Regions from separate parts of the Homo sapiens genome. Here region 2 is linked to region 1. Evidence: chromatin loops called from intact Hi-C (ENCODE). Cell type or tissue: gastrocnemius medialis. All regions are shown on one strand.

Region 1 (8,000 bases):
AAACAAATTTTATGTTTGTTTTTACAATATACAGTTAATTTCTTAGTGTCATCAGCTATAAATGGAGTTATGAGAAATAAGTGAAAATTGTTCAATAAATATTTCAGTGCCTGTGAAGTGCCAGGCTCAAAAATGTTTAAGAACTGCCTGGCACATATGAGATCCTCTGTAAAAGTAGTAGCCATTGTGATGTACCATAAAGTTTACTTTTCATAATTTGGGAGGCAGTAGCATGATGGAAATAGGGTGGCATTTGTGTGTTCTTCCCTAGCCACTTCCCTACTGTGTTACCTGGATCAGTTACTGTCTCTCCAGCTCAGATTATTTGTAAAAGATGATATAACTTACAATACAAGATTGTGAGGGTCAAATGCAAATGTGTGAATACATTTGGTAAAGCAAAGTACAGATGCTAAAACCCTTAAAAAACAATCTTTTCTTAGCACCTTCCTTTGCAAATATAGATTGCATTATTGTTTTGTAACAGCTTTATTGAGACATAACTCACCCACTTAACGCATACAAGTTAATGTTTTTTAGTATATTCATGGAGTTGTACAACTGTCATCACAATCACTTAGAATATTTTCATTATTCCACAGGAAACCCTATACCTGTTAGTAATCACTTCTCATTTTTCTCTCATCCCGCTAGACCTAGGCAACCACTACTGTACTTTCTGTTCCTATAGATGTGCCTATTCTGGGCATATAAATGGAATCATACAAACGTGGTCCTTTTTTGGGACTAGCTTTTTCCCTCTTAGCCATGTTTTCAAGATTTATCTGTGTAACATGTATGAGTACTTCATTTCTTTCTTTTGTCAAATAATACTCATTATGTGGGGAATATTACCTTTTATTTATTCATTCATCAGTTGATAGATACTTGGATGTTTCTGAGTTTTGGCTTTTATGAATAATGCTGCTGTAGACATTTATGTACAAATTATTCTGTGAAAGTATGTTTCAATTCTCTTGGATACATACCTAGGAGTAGAATTGTTGGGTCATATGGAGCTCTGTGTTTATCCTTTTGAGAAACTGTGAGACTATTCTCCAAAGTGTCTACACCATTTTACATTCCCACCAGCAATGTGTAAGGATTCTGATTTTGTCATATCCATGCCAGCACTTTTGTTTTTTGAGACAGCGTCTCACTCTGTTGCCCAGGCTGGAGTGCAGTGGTGCAGTCACAGCTCACTGCATGATAGCCTTGACCTCCTGGGCTGAAGTGATCCTCCCACCTCCGCCCCCCAAGTTGCTGGGACCACAGGCATATGCCACCATCTCTGGCTAATTTTTTTGTGTTTTTCTTTTCTTTTCTTTTTTTTTTTTTGTTGTTGTTAAGACAAGGTTTCACTACGTTGTCCAGGCTGGTCTTGAACTCCTGGGCTCAAGTGATTCTCTCCTCTCGCCTTGGCTTCCCAAAGTTGTTGGGATTACAGGTGTGAGCCACCATGCCCAGCCTTTCCCATCCCTTCCCATCCCTCCTTCCTTTTTGAGACGGGGTCTCTCTGTATTGTCCAGGCTGGACGGGGACTCATGGATTCAAGCAGTCCTCCTGCCTTAGCCTCTCTAGTGGCTGGGACTGTAGATGTGTGCCACTGCGCTTGCCTCATTTGGTTTTTTTTTGGAGACAGTCTTACTCTGTCACCCAGGCTGGAGTGCAGTAGTGCAATCTCAGCTCGCTGCAACCTCTGCCACCTGGGTTCAAGCAATTCTTGTGCCTCAGCCTCCTGAGTAGCTGGGATTACAGGTGTGTGCCACCGCATCTGGCTAATTTTTGTATTTTTAGTAGAGTCGGGGTTTTGCCATGTTGGCCAGGCTGGTCTCAAACTCGGCCTCAAGCACTTCACACACCTCGGCTTCCTAAAGTACTGGGATTACAATTACAGCAGTCTACTGTGCCTGGCCTCGCTTGCCCATTTTAAAATTGTGTTGTTTGTCTTTATTACTAAGTTGTAGGAGTTTCTTAATTATTCCATATTCTTGTCTTTTTTTTTTTTTTTTTTTTTTTTTTGAGACAGAGTCTTGCTCTGTTGCCCAGGCTGGAGTGCAGTGGTGCAATCTCGGCTCACTGCAAACTCCGCCTCCCAGGTTCACGCCGTTCTCTTGCTTCAACCTCGCGAGTAGCTGGGACTACAGGTGCCCACCTCCACGCCCGGCTAATTTTTTTGTTTGTTTGTTTGTTTTGTTTTGTTTTTTGAGACGGAGTCTCGCTCTTTCACCCAGGCGGGAGTGCAGTGGTGCGATCTCGGCTCACTGCAAGCTCCGCCTCCCGGGTTCACGCCATTCTCCTGCCTCAGCCTCCCGAGTAGCTGGGACTACAGGTGCCCGCCACCACGCCCGGCTAATTTTTTTTTTTTTTGTATTTTTAGTAGAGATGGGGTTTCACCGTGTTAGCCAGGATGGTCTCGATCTCCTGACCTCGTGATCCGCCCATCTCGGCCTCCCAAAGTGCTGGGATTACAGGCATGAGCCACCACGTCCGGCCTCTGTATTCCTGTCTTTTGAGACAGGGTTTCACTCTGTCACCTGGCTGGAGTGCAGTGCTGCGATCACTGCTCACTGCAGCCTCGACTTCGTGGGCTCAGGTGATCTTCCCACCTCAGCCTCCTGAGTAGCTGGGACTACAGACGTATGCTACCACGCCTGACTGATTTTTTTGTATTTTTTGTAGAAACGGGGATTTACCACGTTGCCCATGCTGGTCTCAAACTCCTGGGCTCAAATGGTCTGCCTGCCTCGGCCTCCCAAAATGCTGGGACTACAGGCATGAGCCACTGCGCCCAACCTTGTACATAAATCTTTTATCAGAAATATGATTTGTCAATATTCCATTCTTTGGGTTTTCTTTTCACTTCTTGATGGTGTTATTACTGAAGGATGAAAACTTTTAATTTGAAGTGCAATTTATCTTATTTTTCTTTTATCTCGTGTTTTTGGTGTCATATCTAAGAAAGTTTTGCCTAATCCGTGGCCACAAAGATTAACTCCTGTGTTTTTTTCTGAGTTTTGATTGCCTCATTTTTAATGACTATTTCACTGGATAGATAAAAGAACCTTGGTTCAGATGAGATCATTGTTGTTTATTGTTGGATATTTAGGAACCATGTATTTGTGGATGACCTGGATAGTTTGTTCTGTGGTTTTCCCCACAGTGTCATCTTCCTCTATATTTAGACATTTCTTTTTCTATTATAAGCTCTTTGGACATTATTATATATGACTTTGTGCTCAGTATAAACACCTTAGAATAAAAGAATAATTGGACCAAGGGGTATATAGATTTTAACACCTTTTTGTTATCAGTGGCCAGAAAAATTACCCCAGTTGCTATTTTACCAGCAGTTCCAGTCAGTTTTATGTTAATACATTTTAAAACTTGTTTTATTAGGGGTAAATTTGGACATGCAGAAATTGAACAGTATAATGAAACTATCAGTTACCCAGCTCTAACAACCATACACTCAAGGCCAGTCTTGTCCCACTTAACTTCCCCATTTCCCACTTCTCTTCTATATTATTACTATTTAAAAACTCTATTGAATCACAATAGAAATACGGAAAAGTACATACAATAAGCAGATTTTCATAAGCTGAAATCCACCTGGGCAAGCAGCCATCACATGTCTCCTTGTGTCCACTTCCAGTCACACCCTCTCTAGGGGCAGCCGGTATTCTAACAGCTAACAGCACTGATTAGTTTTGCCCAGTTTTGTTTCTATTAAATAGAGTCTTACAGTAGGTACTCTTGTGTCTTTCTCTTGGCATTGTTTGTAAAATTACTGAAGTCATTGCATACAGTTGATTATTTGTTACTGTTGCTTCACAAAATTTTGTCATATGAAATTGTTCTGTTGTTGATGGACATTGGATAGATGGTAGTTTTGGGCTGTTACAGATATTGCTGCTCTGAACATTCAGTTTGTATCTTTTGGTCAACAACATACGTATGCATTTCTGTTGTTCAGTATACCTAAGGGTGAAATTGCTAGGGCATAGAGGTATATGTATAGTAGTGGCATCTACTAAAGCTATTGTACCAAATTAGGCTTCCATCAGCAGTGTGTGAAAGTTCCACTTACTCTGGATCCTCTCCAGTATTTCATCCTTTTCATTTTAGCCATGCTGGTAGCTGTGTAGAGATGTCTTACTTAGGGCAATTTTAATTTACAGTAGTGAGGTCATACGTTTATTGGTCATTTGGATATCCTTTTTTATGAAACATATGTTTAAGCCTTTTTTTTTCTATTATCTTTTTTCTGTTTTTATTACCTTTCTATTTTTTGCTGCATAATAAATTATCCCCAAACGTAGTGGATTAAAACAGCAATAAACATTATCTTGCAGTTTCTGGGAGTCAGAAACTTGGGAGTGGCATGGTTGTCTGCTTCTGGCTTGGGTGTGATTAGCCCTCTGAAGCCTTCATGGATCCGCTGGAGGATCTGTTCTAAGGTGGCTCATTTACATGCCTGGCAAGTAGGTTCTGGTTCTGGCTGTTGGTGGGAGACCTCAGGTCGTTTTCACATCGGCTTTTGCCAGGGATGTCTGAGTTTCCTGTTCTCAGGACATGGTGATAACTTCCCACTGAGAGAGTGATTCAAGAGAAAGAGCCCCTAAGTGGAAGCTATCATTTTTGTGACCTAGTCTTGGAAGTCACGTAGCATCTAGCTTTGCCATGTTCTGTTTGTTAGAAGAGAGGCACATTGTGGACTTCTAAAAAAGTGACAGGGTCTTATTCTGTCACCCAGGCTGGAGTGCAGTGGTGCGATCATAGCTCACTGCAGCCTTGACCTTCCTGGCTCAAGGGATCCCCCCACTTCAGCCTCCTGAGTAGCTAGCTGGGCCCACAGTTGCGCGCACCACCACACCCGGCTCAGTTTTGTATATTTTGTAGTTGGAGTTTTGCCATGTTTCCCAGGCTGGTCTCAAACTCCTGGGTTTGAGCATTCCTCCCACCTCGGCCCTCCAAAGTGCTAGGGATTATAGGCAAGAGCCACTGTGCCCAGCTGAGATGTATTTTAAAACAACAGTTAGTAGGATTTTTGTATTTTGGACAGGCATCTCTTGTCAGATGTATATATCGTGAATATCTTTACCTATTCTGTGGGTCCTCATTCTGTCTTTTGAGGTGAAGGAGTTCTATTAAATCTTTTTTTCTTTATTGTCAATTTTGTCCATTATATTTTGAAGATATTCAAATAATTATTGCTTCTTCTATAAATATGTTAGTATATGTTCTCAGAGAATAAGGACTCTTAACCGTAACAACCACAAAGCCTCACATCTTAAAAATAAAATGAACACACATTTGCTTGATATTATTCAATACTTAGACTTGAAAGTTCTAGTTTCATGTGATAACTTTTTTGTGTGATTTTCTAATTTTGGCAGTGGCAAATCAGGATCCAAATAAGACCTACCTTTTTTTTTTTGTATATGGGTTCCTCATTTTTTGCTCTTCTCCCACCATGCCTTCCATTTGTGGGAGGACTGGGCTCTTTTGTTTTGTGGTATTCCCCACAGTGTTGTGTAGCCTCTGTTTTATGTGCACTGGTAGTTGGATCTTGAGGAAGTTTCTCTTGGAGAATACACTTTGTTGGACTTTCACTTTAAAACTTTTTTATTTTTTTGAGACGAAGTCTCAGTCTGTTGCCCAAGCCGGAGTGCAGTGGTGTGATCTTAGCTCACTGCAACCTCCACCACCTGGGTTCAAGCAATTCTCCTACCTCACCCTCCCAAGTAGCTGGGACTGCAGGTACGTGCCACCACGCCCGGCTAATTTTTGTATTTTTAGTAGAGACAGGGTTTCACCATCTTGGCCAGGCTGGTCTTGAACTCCTGACCTCGTGATCTGCCTGCCTTGGCCACCCAAAGTGCTGGGATTACAGGCGTGAGCCACTGTGCTCAGCCTAAAACTTTTATCTGAAAATGGTGCTGTTTCTTTGGTTGTGATCTGTCTCTGGAGGTTGAATGTGGAGCTAAACTGAAATTTTTAAGGGCTTCTAACCTAAATCACATTGAAATTCATTTAGACCAGAGCTGTTCAATACTTGAAGGGTGAGGGTTCATTTTGGAAGGCACTTCCGCCGCCTTCCTTTTCTGTGTGTACGGGAGGCCAGTGGCAGTCTGGTCATCTTGAGTGCATCACGCCCTCACTGGCAGTTCAGAATGTTGCAGGGCATCGTTAGCATGGATTTTGCTGTTGTTAGTTTTTTCATGTTTATTGTCTACTTGTTTTCTCCTCGTGCTGTCTGCTGGCTTTCCTTCTCTTGTTGCCAGTTTTGGAGTTGTGATGAACAATATGTTAAGGGTTGATAACTCAAAATTCTTAAGTTCTTTGTGGGTTAACATTGAATTTGTAGTGTTCTCCAGTCTCTTTCTTTTCTAACAGAAACTTTCATGATGAAAAGTTAGAAGAATAAATTACAATGTGATTAACCCTGCACATTGAAGAAGTAGACAAATTATTAGTATTATTTTGAGACAGGGTCTCACTCTGTCATGTAAGCTGGAGGGCAGTGGCGGGATCTCGGCCAGTGCAACCTCTGCTTCCCAGGTTCAAATGATTCTCGTGCCTCAGCCCCCTGAGTAGCTGAGATTACAAGCACGCACCACCACACCTGGCTGATTTTTGTAATTTTAGTAGAGATGGGGTTTCACCATGTTGGCCAGGCTGGTCTTGAACTCCTGGCCTCAAGTGATCTGCCCGCCTTGGCCTCACAAAGTGCTGGGATTACAGGCGTGAGCCACTGTGCCCAGCCTTCAAATTATTTCTTAAAATGCGTGTGTATCCAGAGTTTAAACTGAAAGAGTTGTTTTCTTAATTCCAACTGTATTTTTAAAGTATCATTCAACTTCAAGTAATAATTAAATTTTTCATGTTTTGTTTATAAGTGAATGTATGTAAATGATACCAATTTTTGGCCACTAATTCATTCAGCAGATACCTTGGGTGCCTACCCGGTGCCAGTCCTAGCGCTTCCTGTGCTTTGGTCATACAGTAAGTCCTCACTTAACACCATTAACAGGTTCTTGGAAGCTGCAAACTTAAGCAAAATGACATAGAACTGAACCAGTTTTGTCTGCCTCATCAGTGTTATAATGGAATGGTGTTATTCAAGAACCTGCTGTATGTTGTTTTGCTTAAAGTCGCAGTTTGAAAAAACGTGTTGACACTATTAAGTGAGGATTTACTGTGTACATGGTTAAAGATGATGGACATGGTGCTGGTACCCTCATGAAATGCTCAGGACAGTGTTTCTACGAAAGACAATGCAGGCTATGTATGTAATCTTAAATTTTCTAATAGCCACATGAAGAAAGTAAAAAACGCATAAAATTAATTTTAATATGTTTTATACAACCCATTATGTCCAAAATATTATTTCAACATATAATCAGTAGGAAAATTGAGATGTTTTCACATTTTTATACTAAATCTTTGAAATCCATTGCATATTTTATACTCTTAGTACCTCTTAGATGAAACTAGTCATATTTCAAGTGCTCAAAAGCCGTATGTGGCCACCATAGTACAGAGCATATATCAGAATTATTATCATTATTGTTCATGCTCACATGGGAGTTGCAGGGGGCGCTAACCAAGAACCCAAGTAAACAGTGGGTTGGAGGGGCCAGAGGAGACTGGGAGATGAATTAGGAAGCTGTGTCCAAAGGGTATCTTAAAAGATCTTTATGGATGAATGCACACTCCAGTTTACCTTATTCCAGGTTGTGGCAAAAGATGCAGAGAAGGGAAAGTGTAAGGCGGAACTGACAATGTTTTGGTGAATTGGATTGGAAGGGAAAAGAGGAGCCAGGGCTGTTTTCCAGGCTGCCTTTCACAACTAGGGTGTGCCTTTTACTGAGATGGGGAGGGCATGGTGAAGAGGAGGTTTGGTTGGATGGGCAGCTTGTGATGGAGAGCAAAAGCTCCATTTTGGAGATTAAATACCATGTGCTTGTGAGATAACCAAAGGGAAATGTCTACTA
Region 2 (8,000 bases), 85 kb after region 1:
AGCCCAGGTCTGCAGTAGGCTCTACCATGTGAACTCTATGATGTTCGCATGATGACAGAATTGCCTTTGTCACAATGTATCCTTGTCATGAAACAATGCATGACTGCGCGTGTTTCAGATGGTAAGTGCTAAGGAGCCAACGCATGGGAGGGAGTTAGGGAGTCTTTGGGGCAGGTGTACAGTTTAAAATCTGGTGTCAAGGAAAATCTCACTGGGAAGGTGCATTTGTGGAGTGGAGAGGGAAGAGCAAAATGCAGAGGACTCGAATTTGGGTTGTTCCTAGTGTGTGCAGGGACTTGCATGTTGTCCCGTGTGGATGTAACAGTAAGCAAAGGAGAGAACAGAAGGACTTGAGGCCAGAAAGGCGCCAAACAGCCAGATTTTCTACAGCTTTTTAGTCTATGGTAATTTTGATCTAATGAGAATTTGTTAGGTTTTGAACTAAAAAGTGCCATACCTTGATGTATATTTTTAAAAGATGGCTGTGGCTATTGGGTTGAGAACAGACTGCTAGGTGGGGCAAGAGCTAGGAGGAGGGAGACTGGGGAACTGCCAGCTGTGACATTAGTCCAGGTGAGGGGAGTGCTGGCTTGCACTGGGGAGCTGATAACAGACTTGGTGAAGGGCGATGGGTCTGGAGAGGGATTTTGGCTCCATTTTGAAGGTAGAGTGGACATGGTGGGTGGGCTGGAGGAAACAAGATGACCGAGGTTTCTAGTTGAAGAAGAGTGAAGGTGGCAGTGACTGAGCTGAAGATGCCTCAAAAGGAGTGTGTTTGGAAGTGTAGATCAGGAATTCAGTTTTGTATACATCTGAATAATGAACCAATGGGATTCTGATTAGCAAGTTTCCCCCATGGGTAAATAATCTTTTTTTTTTTTTTTTTTTTTTTTTTTTTTTTTTTTTTTTTTTGAGACAGAGTCTTGCTCTGTCACCCAGGCTGGAGTGCAGTGGCACGATCTCGGCTCACTGCAAGCTCCGCCTCCTGGGTTCACACCATTCTCCTGCCTCAGCCTCCTGAGTAGCTGGGACTACAGGCACCCGCCACCGTGCCCGGCTAATTTTTTGTATTTTTAGTAGAGACGGGGTTTCACCATGTTAGCCAGGATGGTCTCGATCTCCTGACCTCGTGATCCGCCCGCCTCGGCCTCCCAAAGTGCTGGGATTGCAGGCGTGAGCCACTGCGCCCAGCCTAGGTAGATCATCTTTTTAGCTCATTTTGTTAATGATTTCAGACTCAGATGGTGTAGGTAGAATCAGACTCACATCTTCCATTAATGTAATTATGAAGATGTGTGTGCATTGTGTTACTAATAAGTTGCTAAAACTAGTTTCATTTTGGAGAAAGCTTTTTTAAATATCTTCTAGTATTGCTTTGAGGATCCAGTTTAAGTAGAACATGCGAAGGGGAGGTCACAATGTCTGGCACATAGTAGTTCAATAAAAGTTAGTTTCTTTCTCATCTTTAATTAAAGAGTGTTAAAATCTTATTTTGTAGGAAAAAGCGAAAGTGTGAATGAGGATACATCGAATCCTATTTTAACTTAGACAGCAAGACTTGGCTAAGAGTCGCCAACTCTGTTTTGTCCTATTTTGCTCAGTTCTTTGCATGGCCTTCTATTTCTGTGCCCCACCATGGGGTTACACCCCTAAAACACACTGGCCCAGCATGATATGTGTGCTGGCTTGCCAGCCAAGTGGCCCGAAGCTCCTCTTGAGTGCACTGCAGTACAACCACTTGACTTGCTCTTTAACATAGTCCTGTGAGATGCCAGCTGCCATGACCAAGCAGTATTCCCACTCCTCCTCTACACTCTGGCAAGGCTTTCCTGGAACATCCCCATGCCCACATCTTTACCCAGTAACTCACTAAAGCCACTCTTGACTCAAGCAGGTGCCGTTCCTTGATCACGGAATCTACCTTTGATTTCATCAGGCCAGATTCACAAACAGAATGGGAGTGCTTTATCTATACCTTTGAGAGGATGGAGAGTGAAATAACTGGAAACACTGGGTTATCACAGCTTAATTTCATCCAGGCTTGGTGTCTTTACCAAAGATGGTTGGGGAAAGGAAGGGAGATTCATCTTGTTCAGGCAGTGATTTGCTCAGAATTTTACAAGACATACCCTATACAGACCTATTTGAATTCTACTGTGGGTTTATTGAACCAGTGTTGGAACAACTTCGCAAAACAGACCAGGCCAGTTAGGTACAGCCTCATGAGTTGGCAGGTAGCAGCAGCCCGTGTCTTCCCTAAGATGACATTCCCTGCCCAAAACACTTCTGTGAAAAGTACAGAATAAACAGCTCAGAGAATACAGTGTAAGTTACCCGCAGAAATATAGTACTTCTTTCTAGAAGTTTACAAACTGTCCATGTTTATCCCTTGCCATATAGCAATCACTACTATTAGTGCTGTACTTAATTATTTGTTTATCTGATTTCTAATTGTTAATGCTTCCCCCAAATATTGTGTGACATTTGTAATTAATAAAAATCACTTAACGATGAATTGGTGAGCAGTTCATGTTTGTGTTTTTGCTTAATTACTGAAAGTTGGTTGTAAGTTCTGGGGGCAGGGTGCACATTTTCAAGGGTAGATGATTTGGGGTCTTTTGTGAGTGGGAAGCTGTCGACTCAAGTCACATTTAGTACTACTAGACAGTGGTTTTCTTAGTGTGGGCAGGAAGTCCAAGAATTTGAAATGGTTATATTTAAACCTGACCTTTTGAGTGGCGCACTGGCGCACTGGTAATCCCTGGGGATTGCAGTTGGACCCTGCAGGCCCCGTACATAGAAAGGGTTTCTGTGTTTCATCTGTGCCATTACCTCTGTCTTTCTTTTTGTAAACATTTAATTGGAGGTGATTATCAAAATCACTTAAATGGAGTAACTCACCTTTCTTCTTGTCTGTTTTCTGGCGATGTCAGTAGTGAGGAGTGGAATAACTAGAAGGGAGTGGCAGGGCAGCAGCCTGGCCCGAGGGAAGGAAGGGTGCCCTTGACACATTGGGCGGGTTTGGCAGCTTAACTGTGACTGACTTTCATTTTTTTCTGTTACACGTTGAGAAAAAAACTAAATGTGATTTTTCCATAAAAATGCTGATACAAATGTCCAAAACTTTTCTATGTTAAATAGTCTTTTACATTTTTATGCATATAGGTTACAACCTGCCATATTCATTCATCCAGTGATGATGAAATTGACTTTAAAGAAACGGGTTTCTCACAGGATTCTTCTTTGCAGCAAGTGAGTCACGCCTAAAGCTTTGCTTTTTGTTTTTATTTTAAATGCTTAGTTTAGTTGCCTTTTATGAATCAGCTTCAGAGTCAGATTATGTATTAGAATGTGATTTGGGGTTACTTATTAGTTAGACCAAAGCATTTAAAATAGGAAGTGCTGGGTAAATGAAAGATAGATTTGTATTGGTTATGTTTCAAGGGATTGTTCCATCCCTGATAACAGTGATGAGTCAAGTACATTTTCAGAAGATTTGAATGAACTGAATAGTTAAGAAGGCATCTCACACATGCTTGTTACACAGACCTTTACAATAGTTGAGTTGTTGCTTAAAGATTTGTGTAGTAGAGATCTGCTGGTAAAAATAATAGAAATAAGACGTTTAAAATGTAAGTAAAAGTAAACTCTCACGAATACCCCTGATGTAAGTTCTATTATAGTTACATCTAAAGTAAATTTTTAGTTGAAGTAATTCATTGCAACCCCTCTCTGCCTGCCCCTGAATTTATCATCTCCCTTTACCACCTGCTTATAATCTTTGTGGGGGAAAGCCTCGATATGAATAATAAATGTACTGATTTATCATCCATTGTTAGTTCTTGGAGAAGTGACAAATGATTTCACTTCTCTACTAGGTATGGGAGTGAAAAACAGAAGCCCTTTTGCAGGCTATCAGCTTTTCATATGGAGAAGTTGTCCTTAGCCAGGACCAGAATGCCTTGGCTTACATGTTGCTTTGGTGCAGCAATAGAATTAACGGGGACACCTTCCCACCCAGCACAGAATGTTGTTGCTTGGCTTCTTTTTTTTAGTCTCTAAGCTTCGTCTTAGATGAAGCTTCACATGCTTATGCTGGCCCTGTCTTTTGGCTTGTAAGTCTTACACCTGTCATATTCCAGTATTGGTTGAGCTAAGCAATTGTTTGATTTTAATACTCAGACAGTTTAGAGTTTACCTTTCCCAAATAGGTCTGAAGTAGCATTTCAGCATTTGGCTGACTTCTCTGTTGATTCTTGACACTTCTGCCTTTGACAGCAGATTTCCGGAGGTTAGGGTCAGGAAGTAGCCAGTCCCTAGGGGGCACTGTTGAGCAGCTCTCACAGCTTCCTGCCTTGGCTTGCTATTAGGCTGCACGGGCCGTGGCGGTGGCCCACCATGGCTCATTGTGAGCCCTCGTGCCTGCAAGCAGCCCTTTTCCCAGAGCGCTCTGGTATTGTCCCAGGAAGCACCTGGACAATGGGCTCTCCCTCCACTGAGGCACCTGTAGAGTACTGAAATAGTCCACCCAGTTGGCCATGAACCTGAGTGCTGTACATTGGTCCACCCCTAGAATGAAGCTTGATGATATCAAATGTAAATTATCAAGGTAATTTTGTACCTGTTGAAATACAGCTTTAAGAAAAAGAACACCTTACTAGTAATAATGATAAACTTGGAACTTCGGCTGTCAATTTAGTCTAGATTTGGTTAAATTTAGGCATTTGGAAAGTGGATTCCTTTATTTCTCATGATATCTGGTTCCAGGGTCATACCTGTTCTGGGGAGAGTTTTCTTACATTATTTTGTTTGTTTGACCGACAGCTCACGTGCGTACGAAGCCATTTCATTCACAAAACTAACTTACAACAGCCCTTGCCAAGCTCTTAGCTTGCAGAATTTACCCACTTCATATGAACTTTTCAAAGTGGAAGAATAATTACTCTTTTCTGATTGACAAGCTTCCAGTACATTTTTCTTTGCATGTTTAAACCAATCATGGATCATTTTGAAAATAAATACACTCCAAAGCACTTCTTAAAATTTTGAGAATGCAAAAAAGGTCTTGGTTAATTTATTAGAGTTTCATCATAGCCTCCATTAAGATCAGAATATTAGTTTGTAGACTTGAACTTCAAGTTCTCATTCACGTTTGAGGTTGGGCATCATGTTGATAAAGTCCCCGAATGTAGAGAGCTCAGGGCAGATAATTTAACCAGGTAACCCAGCCACGTCACCAGTGGGGAGTGCCTCCAGGCGTTTGTGCCCTGCCCATTTGCTTCTCCCTTTAGCCTTGTCTGGTCTCCTAAAGTCTGGTGTTTGACTCCCCACCTCCCTGATTCTGCCTTATAGAGTTTGGAGGGTGAGGCCCCCATGGAGGTCTGGAGAATTCAGACTGACTGCCGCATATGGGCTCTGAAACACTGACTCATCATTTCCCACTACCTCACATCACATACGGGCTTGCTGGTAGGCAATTAGGCCACATTTAGTTGACCAGTAGTTTCTGTTGCCTGGGTGGCATTACTGTTAAGAGATTTGCTTAAAGTGGTTGGCTCACTTCTCAGTGACTTGAACAGTTTCTGACTTTGGCCAGGATGACAGTACTAGGAAAGTGTGCTTTTTAAAAATAATTATACAGCTATATTGTGCTTTCCAGATATAGGTTTCTCAGAGTTCAAAGCACTTTTTATATACCTTTAAATAGGATACAATAACAGTCTTCACTTACATATATTTGTAAGTTTTGGTAGCTTTATTAGTAAAAATGAGATTTGAAATGTGAAGTTCTTTGCTAGAAGCTGTAATTGACTTAGAACTAATGAGGATTACATCTGATCATTTTCCTTTTTTCTGTGCATTATTGCATGGAAGTTACTAGTGTCTGTGTCAGTTGCTATGTATCTCTCCAGATGGATGAATAGATAAATATATATCTGTATATGTATTCTGTATGTACATGTATGTATGTATACATTCATATTTAGTATTTGCATTCTATTTTTGAAGCATTTAAAATATAACAACATTTTGGGGAATATTTCTTCCCCTTTACACCCAGGAGAATCACATTAGGATCACTAGAGGTATAACAGTTTTGAGAGAGCTGGCTGCGATGGCATGCACCTGTAGTCTGGCTGCTCTGGAGGCTGAGGTAGGAGGATTACTAGGAGGTAGGAGTCTAGGAGTTTGAGTCTAGCCTGGACAACATGGCAAGACCCTGTCTCTTAAAAAAAATTTTTTTTTGGAGGGGAAAAATAAAACAATTGGGAGGGAACTTTTCCCTCACGTGACCACATTTCTGATCTGTAGATAAACTCAGAGCGTGGTTCATGCTGCTTACTCAACAGAATCACTTCATGGTTCTTTACCAGATCTTTGAGGTACTGAGCATCTGTTTTGCCTCATAAAAGATAAAGCTGCAGTTCAGAAGAACTGATTTCTTTTTGATGTAATTAATATTAATGCTGGCTGTCATTGTCCATTCATAGGTCCAGAACTCAGCTCAGCAGCCCAGGACTTGTCCCTACCCTTCTGCTTTCAGCCAGACCCCCGTGCTCAGCCTTGGTTTACACTCCATGCCTTACCAAGTGGCCATTCCACAGCCAGTCGCTTGCTGCCCCCTGCTCCCTGCCCCCATGTGCTCATCTAATATCACCTCTGGGGGCAAGAAAGGGGGCAGCACAAAAGTGGGAGTGAGCAGAGGGGCAGTGGGTGTGCTGTTGTCTTGCATGAGCGACAAGGGAGGTTTTGGGTTCTCTCTGTCTAGTCAAACTAGACATATAGAGCTTTTCTTCAGACCTAAGCAGTATAGATACCTTCCAAAGCCTAATATAAGGTTTATTTTTAAATTATCTGCAATAATTATCCATGCCATAATTCCCTGCCACCAGAATGAGTAATCAGGAATTAATGGTAGAGGCATTTCTGCAGTGTACATCTGCAAGGTGGAATCTGGAGGCTCTGCCCATATGTGGAACCAAGGAGAAGGTGGTTTAATACAGTTACAGCTGCCTCCTTCCCAGCAAATGCCAGTGGGAGTGATGCCTTCAGTTGAGCCAACAGCCGCCTCCCTGCCCCTCATGGGCTCACCCACAGAAAACGGCAGTCTCATCTGTATGCAGCTCTGGTCACTGTATTTATTGTTTGGGTTAGAATGAGGAGGTGGCACTAGTTTGTCTTCATATGTTCTTTACTCCTGATTAATACGTAAGAACATACTTGCTGATTTCACTTGCTTCTTTGGGCCTGCTTGTTTTAAATTAGAATATCAACATTTTCCTGGGGTCCATTATAACACCCCCCCCCCCCACATTTTCAACTAAAAACCCGAACAAGTCTGGTACTCTCTAGATTTGGTGTTAAGGAAACAGAACTGGCTCCTCTGTGGGTCTTCTAGTGTTAGAGACTTTTCAGAGTGATTTTGGATAAATAGTCAAACGTTTACTCTCTTCATAAGGTAGGTAGGGTAGAAATTATTTTCGTTTTATATTCTTCCCAGCCTCTAAGACTTAATTTTTTTAAAAAAAGAAATGAAATGTCCCTGAACATTTTGTTTCTAGGATTATGCTTGTGTTCATCAGTCGGTTTTCCTCTGGTGTGATTTTGCTGTAGTAGATTGGGGGTGGAGGAGGTGGCAAGGAGGGAGGGGGTGGTCACCACTTGTTGGATCTTAGGATAAAGTTGGTTGTGTCCAGAGGTGACTGATACACCTTATAATTTCAGACTGTTCCATGTCATGTGATCACTTTAAACTAGGCTTAATCCAAACCTCTCTCTAAAGATAATTCACAATAGAGGACAGAGTGGTCACATAGTGTTTCTTACAGTGACATGTGCATTAGAATGATTTGTAGACCAAATTTCAAACGTTTCCTTTTTTGGCAAATTGTGTCTGAAATTATTTGATTTTTCTTTTAGAAAAACACACCAACTTTTATAGCCCTATGGCTATGTAAATAAGATGATTTCTGGAACACAAATGGGCAAATAGTATGTAG

What was found. Peaks named below come from ENCODE experiments on the same cell type or tissue, not always from the same donor. Only the 100,000 strongest peaks of a DNase experiment are listed, where the experiment ranks them.
Region 2: a loop joins it to region 1, with 2.2 times the contacts of the local background. A loop is called at or near these places in 2 of 110 quality-filtered maps.

Annotation. Positions count from the first base shown.
Region 1 is chr11:68,494,858-68,502,857 of GRCh38, forward strand. The region is part of intron 1 of PPP6R3 (protein phosphatase 6 regulatory subunit 3); the gene reads left to right. Among named protein-coding and RNA genes, the nearest start is that of PPP6R3, 38 kb to the left of the region's middle. In gastrocnemius medialis, CTCF peaks have their summits at 3,505 and 3,754; a DNase peak (open chromatin) is centred at 3,643; H3K4me3 peaks cover 1,396 bases; H3K27ac peaks cover 8,000 bases.
Region 2 is chr11:68,579,878-68,587,877 of GRCh38, forward strand. It overlaps PPP6R3 (protein phosphatase 6 regulatory subunit 3), which reads left to right. Exons shown (of 24, transcript NM_001164161.2): 15 at 3,166-3,252. Among named protein-coding and RNA genes, the nearest start is that of GAL, 100 kb to the right of the region's middle. RefSeq lists an enhancer at 3,905-4,405. In gastrocnemius medialis, a CTCF peak has its summit at 4,326 (motif pointing right); DNase peaks (open chromatin) are centred at 1,784 and 4,369; H3K4me3 peaks cover 1,002 bases; H3K27ac peaks cover 6,184 bases.